Linked DNA regions of Homo sapiens: region 2 is linked to region 1. The links are chromatin loops, found by intact Hi-C in ENCODE. Cell type or tissue: PC-9. All regions are shown on one strand. Links, peaks and the distances in the headings refer to the core of each region. The heading gives the core; the rest is flanking DNA. Region 1 overlaps NGF (nerve growth factor). Region 2 has its middle 60 kb from the start of NGF-AS1.

Region 1 (4,393 bases), core at 136-4,135:
AGGTCTGAAAATATAGTTGACAAACCCTCTGGGGAATGTTGTCCCTGTCTCTCCTGCCTGACCCACGCCCAGTTGTCTAGATATAATTGACATTTGTGAATTGGAAGGTTTTTGTTTGTTTTACTCCTTGCATGCCACTTAAAATGTTCTCTGGCAATGCCCATTATTGACCATTATTAAGGCCATTACCAAGCACATCAAATCATCTCAAAATGGCCAAAGTTGATTTTTTCCCCCCAAAAGAACTCTTAGTCAGCAAACCTCATGGTTGCATTCCATACTAGAAAAGATTTCAAATTCCTTTTCCCATTGTGGACAGACTCCGAGTAAGGACTAACAGAGAGAGGGGATTCAGGGGAATAGTTACAGCCAGGAAGATCATAGCAATCACACCAACAATCATTCTTATACCCTCAACAACATGTCCTTAATCCAAGGCATTCCTAGTGAGTTTCCCTACTCACAGAGCTCTCCTGGGCAGAAACTAGGAGAAAGGGGGCTGCGGCTGCCCTGGTATCTTTGATGTAGTGCAAGCTGCTCTTGGGACTAGCCATTGCTTTGGAGCACATGGGAGGACTGGTCCCAGAGGTCTTTTTGGCCAAGTGTCCCTAAATCTTTGGTGTTAAAAATTTCAGCACATGGTCCTTGGACTTAATGATAGGCCAACCCACTATTTGGTAATAGCCAAATCGATCACTACATTGAAGATGCCAGGGCAGCCACAGCCCCCTTTCTCCTAGTTTCCACCCAGGAGAGCTCTGTGAGTAGGGAAACTCACTAGGAATGTCTTAGATTAAGGATGTGTTGTTGAGGAAATAAGAATAGTTGTTGGTGTGACTACTGTGATCTTCCTGGCTGTAGCCATTCCCCTCAATTCTCCCATCTCTCTGTTAGTCCTTACCCTGAGTCTGTGCACAACAGGAAAAGGAATTTGAAATCTTTTCTAGTATGAAATATAATATGAGGTTTGCTGAGAAGGAGCTCTTTTTTGAGGGAAAAATCAACTTTGGCCATTTCAAGATGATTTGATGTGTTTAACTATCTAGTGGTTTTGGCACATCCAATAGGAAAATAATACATCTGGTACCAAGGACTTAGGAAGACGTTAAGGTTCAGTGAAATTGCTATTCTTTTTGATGAAAAGTTTCAATGCTGACAATTCTAAAGTGCCCTGGCAATTTTCTTAAAAAAGAAATGGTCCTATGGCTCTTTGGGAAATTTGTGGGTAAATTTCCCACAAAACCCTTTCTAGCACTTCCCCAGAGAGTCAGACAGCTGTAGGTAGGAAGAAGTTGTTGTGGTTGGCTGACCTCAGCTTGAGAATCAAAGGGCACTTGCTATGAATGAGAGTGGCCTTCTATTGTGTGTGGCGAAACACAATCTGCATGTTCACCTGACTGGAGGAATTCATGAGCTGTATGACGGCCCACACCCCAGGGAGGTTTTCAAAGTGTGGGTAATTACAACAACATTAATGTGGTGGAAGATAAGACATCTAAACACACAGCAGCCTTCTGTTACAGAGTTGAGGGCAGAATATTTTTGCAAGAATGTAGGGCTAAATAATAGTCCTTGTAGTATAGCCCCTCAGCTTAGTAATACTAGTAATACATCTATAATCTACATTTGAGTGCCAAAAACAATCCAATAATTTTTCAAACTTTTCTGAGACCCTAAGAAAACATCTCCTTGGTTCCAACTGGCTAATCCTTAAACCACACACACAAAAATCTATTTCAGTGATGCTTTTGGCCTTTCGCTGATCCGTTGTTCCCATACTTAGGACTAATAGCAGACAGCGGTACTGGGAACAATGACTCTCAGGTTCTCATATAATCATAACAGCACCTATGGAGTCAAGGTTCGCATGTAATCATAACAGCACCTATGGAGTCTCCAGGCTACTGCAGACCTTGAATGACCACCTAGGATTGAACACGTGAAAGAAAACAAAACGGTGCCAGTGAATGTTAACACTCAGATCCAAGCCCTTTATTCTATTTGCTTTATAGGATTGAATGTCCTCGGCTCTTCTTGAGCTAGCCTTTTCCTCTCAGTGTGTGGTATGTTTTCTAAGCAATAGGTCAAGAAATGTTACAACACATAAGACTATAATGCGATTCAGATGTAACTTCAGAAATTAAGACAAGGTAAGGATTCATAGCCCTGAAAAAGACCAGGAAATATACTGGCTTAACTGACACAGGGGATTCTAGTGCTTTAAAAAAGGCAGGCAGTCCATCCTTCAATTAAGGAGGGATAAGGGATGAGTCATGGGACTTGAATGTAAGGATTCGAGTAAAATGCCACCCTTACTCATTAAAGTGTCCATTAGATGAGGCCATTTCTGTTTGAGCAGCTGGACTTCAGTTTCACTGCAAAAATTGCTGCACCTCTACCAACCTGCATCCAAGAAAACATGGATCACAAGCAGTCAGCACCAAACACATCCCAAGGGAAACCGAATCTGAGGACACATCAGATACCGTCCCACTCCACACCACTCTGGAGTGACAGCTGCCATCGCGTCTTGAGCTCCCTTGCTCTTCTGCAGTGACATTTCCTGGCTTGTCTGCTGACTTCACACCCAGAAAATCTGACTCAAGGCATGAAAGAGATAACTCAGCCCAGCTTTGCCCAGGCATGCAGCACATGCAAATCCTAGGTAACCTGAGGCGAAGAGCTGGAAATGAAGAATTTACTTCCATGAGTGTGTTTGTCAGGGGGCTTTGTGCTGTTTTAGCTACTTCCTGTGCATGGCTTTAACTATCTTAGTCCCACATGGGCTCCTATTATGCAGTAACACATATGACTTATGGGGAATGCTGGAATGCCATCAGGGTGGTTAACTCTAATGAAGGGCTATTTGACAGGGATTTTCGAGCTTATGTTAAGGAGTTTCATCTAGCTCTTTCATTATCTCAGGAGGAAAGGTCAGGAGAGATGAAAACCTGCTGTCCTTTCTAAAGTCACTTGGTTCTCATATAATTATATTTCAGAATATTCCCAGTCTTTTAGTGTTTCTTCTTTTAAGGTTGATTTGATAATGACAACATGAACAAAATAAAAAGTCTGCATTGGGGAAATTTACTCTGGAGCTAACGAGAGACCCACAGAGAGCATCTGTCTCTAGAGACCCAGAACATTGTGAGTAATTAGAAATTCCAGAGATGAGGGCAGACATTTTTCCTTCTCAATCACCACACAATCACCGCACTTCTCAATCTTTAGCAAGAGACTTAACCTCTCTGCCCCTCAACATCTTCTTTCAAAAATCAAAACGTTATACCCTCCATATTGGATTATTGAGAGGGTTAAATTGAATGAGCATTTAGCACAGTGCCTGGCATCTAGTTGGTGCTACATAAATATCAGCTATTCTTATTAATATCATTAAAGACATTTGGCCAGAATCAGGCAGCTAGTTACTGGCAGATCTGGGTGCAGAAGAGAAAGTGATGCCTCCTGTTCATCCCATGCCCCCATCTGGCCCTCTCTGGCAGGAAGAAATCGCCGCTTTGTGTCCCAGTCGTGATTGGAATGGCTGGCCATGCACATGCTCAGTGGAACTGAGCAATTGTAGAACGCTCAGCCTGCAGCTGTGGGGCGATTATCTGCAATCATTTGCCAACAAAGATGCTGAGTAACAAACTGAAACGTTTGTTTTTGAAATATCCATTTTCTTCAGCCATGTCGCAGTCAGAGGGAGGAAGCTGCTCCAGCTATGGCTGTGTTCATCAGGGTGCTGCAATGTTTAGCTATCACGAAAACTTGCCAGGCACTGTAAAGTTAATAGCATCTTTGCTTAAGTAATTGCTGCCTTGCAGAAAAAGTGAATCACAAGGAGAATACAACATGGATGGTATCCTCATGATCAAATTTATACTTGGTTATCCAGGGATTTGGGACAAGTTTAGGCATCTGCTGGATTAACTTCTTGAGGTCTTAGGAGTATTTCTATCCGTGGGGCTGTCCCAGTGTAGGCACTTAATGAATGTTTATTGAAAGGAATTGAAGACTCTTCCCACAGCTGCGCCAGTTTATTCAACCCAAGTAAATCATTATTTCATGTTATACTGGGAAATAACAAGTGGTCCCAATTCACCTTCTTGGATAACTGGGTGAGCCTCCCTTTCACTTTGGCTATGTAGTGTTTTATTTAAGAAGGAGAGTGCCACACTGGTGGGCTGACAGGTGCGCCACAGAGGAACTAAGAATCTAAGACCCTCGTTCCACCTTCTTTATGAGCACTAAAAGTGTACATAGGTGTTGTGCAAAACAGACATCCTCCTTACTTCCAGCTTGTTCATTTTTCTTGTCCAGAATTTCCTTGGAGAAGGCTATGCTCCAGCCCAGCCGCTGGTTATGTTGTGCAATCCACTGGGATGGCAAT
Region 2 (4,393 bases), core at 239-4,238, 77 kb before region 1:
TGAGATACCTTGAAGAATTTGTGGGCAGAGGGGTGGGGGGATGTCACCTTGTGATGACAAATTGGGTGGAAAACTTTTTAAATAATGAAGTCATATACGTGTAATGAAGTGTTTATTGCACTTGAGGATTCTTTTTAAATGGAATGTGTTGTAAATTGTTGGTAATGTTTCTATTCCTTTTCATTATTTTCTCACCAGTCTGGGAGTGGAAGAGAATTTTTTCTTCCATATGCAAAGTAGGTTTTAAAGCATCCCTCTGGGCCAGCTCGGCCCTCCGAGGTGACTGGTGACTCCAGTGCACCTGAGGAGTCTGATTAACTTATGGATATATGTATGGGAGGAAAACAGAGAGGAAAAGCACAGATGGGCTCCTGAGAACCGGGGCTATCATTCTGGGACAGGGGCATGTGGTTTTTGACACCCTGCTTGGGGACACTGCCTTTATACCCCCAGTGGCAGCAAACTTGCTACTTACTGCTTAGAACACAGAAGCATTTTTTTGTTGCTGCAGTTTTGCTAGACTCCTGAAGGGGAAAAAGTCCTCTCGTTTTTACATTGCTTTGGCTGTTAACCCTTCTGAGTTGAGTGTGAGGTTGAGATCTTTGGCCTATTGGGATGGACAGCTTGCTTTCTTGGGCTCTTTTGAAATGTAGCTTCATGGCTCTCTCCCCCTTCTCTTCACACAGTCCTTTAGGAATTTCTGGAGAGGTAACCTGGGGTCTCCCCAAGCTTCCTGCAGCCCAACCAACCAACCCACCAACCTGGCTGATGCATATGTGGAATATCGGCTTCCTGTTCTCTGAAGGGCAAAAAGGACACTGAAGTATAGCCTACAGGCTCTGCGGCCCAAAGCTCATTAAGAAGATAATAGATTTAGGCCAGCCGCAGTGGCTCACGCCTGTAATCCTAGCATTTTAGGAGGCCTAGGTGGGTGGATTGCCTGAGCTCAGGAGTTCGAGATCAGCCTGGGCAACATGGTGAAACCTCGTCTCTACTGAAATACAAAAAATTAGCCAGGCCTGATGGTGTACGCCTGTAGTTCTAGCTACTCGGGGGGCTGAGGCAGGAGAATTGCTTGAACTGGGGAGACGGAGGTTTCAGTGAGCTGAGACTGCATCACTGCACTCCAGCCTGGGTGACAGAGCAAGACTCTGTCTCAAAAAAAAAAAAAAAAAAAAGAAGAAGAAGATAATAGATTTAGAAGACACACAAATAATTGTTTAAAAGAATGGCCCTAATGTGCTGCAGTCTGAGGTGGAAGGTTAGTAAGGTCTGGACTTCCTCGGAATATGACTGAGTTTTCAGATCACGTGAGACGTCTTCATGGAAGACATTGAGGTAGTTACCACATCTTCTGGATGTCCCACAGCCAACAGCATATCAATTTGGGTGAGTTTTAAAGATTTGGCCCTGATAATGGCACCCTGACTTGAAGTCCCTGAGAACCCAGGGATATTTAGGAAGGTCATATGACTTCCAAAGGGTCCCTGATTGAATGCTTTCTCTCCTAATCATGGGGAAGAGGGTGGCACAGCATGGGGCTAAATCCTCACTCCATCCTTACTCATGTTCAAACAATCCCAGACTTACTGATCCATGAAATGTGTCTCAGGTGTGTCTGTGGTTTCTGGGTTAGGAAGTAAATGGACTTTTGCAATTCTTTCTTATATAAATAGGAAAACTGAGATTTAGAAAAGTTGTGACATGCCCAAGATTGTGACAAAGCCAAATAAGAACTTGGTTCTCTGAACTTTCAGGCTCCTTCAGACATTAAAAGCAGGAATTGGATTAGTGTAGCTGCCGGAGGTTTCCCACTGTCTCCACTCCCAGTTTCCACGTGCATTTCCTCTGGTGCTCATCAAGTGTACAGTGCTGCTGTGGTGAGAATTTGTCAAATGAGTCTCCAGTCTCAGAAGGTCTATGTAAATGGGGTTTCAAGTCATCACAGGGACTGAATTTAGTCTCAAGTACCATAAAGAAAATACTTTTAAAGCTCTTCTAAAAATAAAGCTCCTCTGAAGAGATGTTTGGCCTGTGGCTAATGTGTTTGGAAACATGTTTTCTGTAAAACTCAACCTTATTCATCTACTTGCAAATCCAGAAAGACAACTTTCACTACACACATCAGGGCTTGTCCCAAATTTTCCCTACTCACAGTGGAAGATGCCGGGGTGTGAACCATTGGCTTAAGGTGCCTCTGCCTCCCTTTCCCCAAAACAGTTTAGGAAGGGAGGGTTTGGGTCTAGTGTCCAGCCTGGGCTCAGCTTTGGATGCTGGCAACCTGGACCTAGGCACACCAGGGAGGCTGCTTTCTTTGCCCTTGTCTTGCCACTTCCCATCTCCCATGTCATAGGAGGAGCTTGGAAGGAGCTGAAGGCCGTCACCTTCCTACAAAGCAGAGAGATCCTCTCTCCAAGAACGGCTTTTGCTGCCCTCTGGGTCCTGCTATTTCCATGGCTCCTGAAGAATCAGCCTCTGATATTTCAATTGCCCCTTCATCAGAACTGTCAAACCTGGTGAATCTCTTCTCTTTTTCTCTGGCTCACTCTCTCTAAAACACGCATCTTAAACAAGTTTTAAAATCCCTGAAGAATGGCAGAAATACAAAGAACTCAATTCCAAATAATATTGTCATGTTCTGCTGCATAGTTGAGGTAATCACCGTTAAGTAAGTGCAGGTATGGGTGACTCTCTAAGACAAGGATGAAAGTACAGTGGACAGGTGAGCCCATGGCCCAGGACTCAGGCACTCACAGCCTCCCACGTTTCTTCTCTATTTCACAATTGCTGATCCAAGGCGGGAGGGGTGCCATTCATGTGTGGCATTCACATGAGAGAGGTGGGCATTGTGGGTCCTCAGTGCAGGGCCTGTTGTGTCCTCAATGAACCCAGGATTGAGTCCCACAGTGGACAGACTTTGCCAACTTTTATAAATCTCTCTCAAGACACTCTCCTCCAATATTGCACCTTGAACTGATGTAATTTCTTGTAGCGAAAAAATTAAAATCTATCCTTTTTGACCTTCATATGCAACATGCATATCAAGAGAGTTGTCTTAGCAGCAGCAATTTTATATTGGGAGATTTGAGCATGGACTGGCTGTTGGGAGAGCTTTATGAGGCATTCCATGATGTCTTGGCTTTAATTTTGCTTTTATTTTGATGTGACAAGATGTGTTGGACTGAGATGCCTTTGGGCTCTAGCCCTGGAATTTACAAAAAGAGAATACTGCAGGGTTATGGTGGGGGTGAGGCTGGAAGATGTTACCCACTCACAAAGCTTCAGCACAGCAACATATGTTAGAAGAATAAACTAACATTGGAACAGTAAATACACACATACACACACACACACACACACATACACACACACACACACAGAGTGGGAGAGAGTGAGAGAGAGTGCAAAGCCAGTGTTAAATCCTGGACATCCCTGCAGGGTCCTCATGCCTGCCTTTTTCTCTTAGTCTTGTGGGGGTGGGGAAACTCTTTGGTATTCTCCTTTCTCACTTGTAGGAATATAAGGAGGAAAGGAACCAGAAGTAAAGTGTCTGGGCCTCTCTCAGCCATGCTTTTCATTTCCACTTATTATCTAAAGTAATTCATTACTACTTCTGTGCTCTCTTTTCATCTTTTCCTTGAGCCTCCCCTGAGCTCCCTTGAAGGTGGCAGGTGACAGGCTGGCTTGACCAGAACAAAGACAGTTATCCCTGGCTGCCGCCTGTTTCCCAATGGGTGCCTGCCCTGTCTTGTTACACTTCCTCTGTGTGTCTAATTTACACTGCAAGCCCTCTGGGCAGTGGCTTTTTTTTTCTTTTTTAAAAAATTATCTGCTCTTCTCTGCTTACGACTGAAGTTTAACTTCTGCACCCCAACTCCTCCTCATTCTTAAGAAAATGCCAACAGAAAAATATTAAAATGATTGCTGCTGTATGTAAAGACAGAAGGGTAAAACCGAGGCACTGGAGGCTTTGGGTGGGTATTGATGGAGGTCTGGGAGCAGCTGGTGATTGACAGGGAGAAGAGCTGAATTAGTTAAGGAAGGGTCTCCTGGGTTTTGCTGGGAGTGGTGGCCAGACACAGACAAGGACAAGGAAGAAGGCCAGGACCTCTGATTGCTTTTCTCAGAACAGAAAAGATATTATTATTTGAACCTAGAGGCTGGGCAGTTTCCTGTCATAGAAAAACTGACTGGCCTCATGGCCAGAGAAAGGTACCAACTACTTTCTTTGGTATTTATGGTTCTCGTATCCAACGTAGGAAGTTAGGGCTAGACAACATCTGGAAGTATCTGGTAGAAGTATCTATTTATTTAAATCATCCATCCATTCATCTATCCATCCATTCATCCACTGATCCATCCATCCACAATGATTAACTGCAGTGAAAGAGAA

Evidence for each region. Hi-C counts contacts between places; a loop is a spot of excess contacts. Peaks named below come from ENCODE experiments on the same cell type or tissue, not always from the same donor. Only the 100,000 strongest peaks of a DNase experiment are listed, where the experiment ranks them.
Region 2: a loop joins it to region 1, with 2.7 times the contacts of the local background. A loop is called at or near these places in 1 of 110 quality-filtered maps.

What each region holds. Positions count from the first base shown.
Region 1 is chr1:115,298,081-115,302,473 of GRCh38, forward strand. The region is part of intron 1 of NGF (nerve growth factor); the gene reads right to left. All of the region lies in intron 1 of NGF-AS1 (NGF antisense RNA 1), which reads left to right. Among named protein-coding and RNA genes, the nearest start is that of NGF-AS1, 17 kb to the left of the region's middle. RefSeq lists an enhancer at 1,889-3,088. In PC-9, for the core only: no CTCF peak of the experiment used is centred there; a DNase peak (open chromatin) is centred at 2,281.
Region 2 is chr1:115,221,112-115,225,504 of GRCh38, forward strand. No RefSeq gene overlaps it. Among named protein-coding and RNA genes, the nearest start is that of NGF-AS1, 60 kb to the right of the region's middle. In PC-9, for the core only: a CTCF peak has its summit at 2,072; DNase peaks (open chromatin) are centred at 1,620 and 2,070; H3K4me3 peaks cover 694 bases; H3K27ac peaks cover 2,612 bases.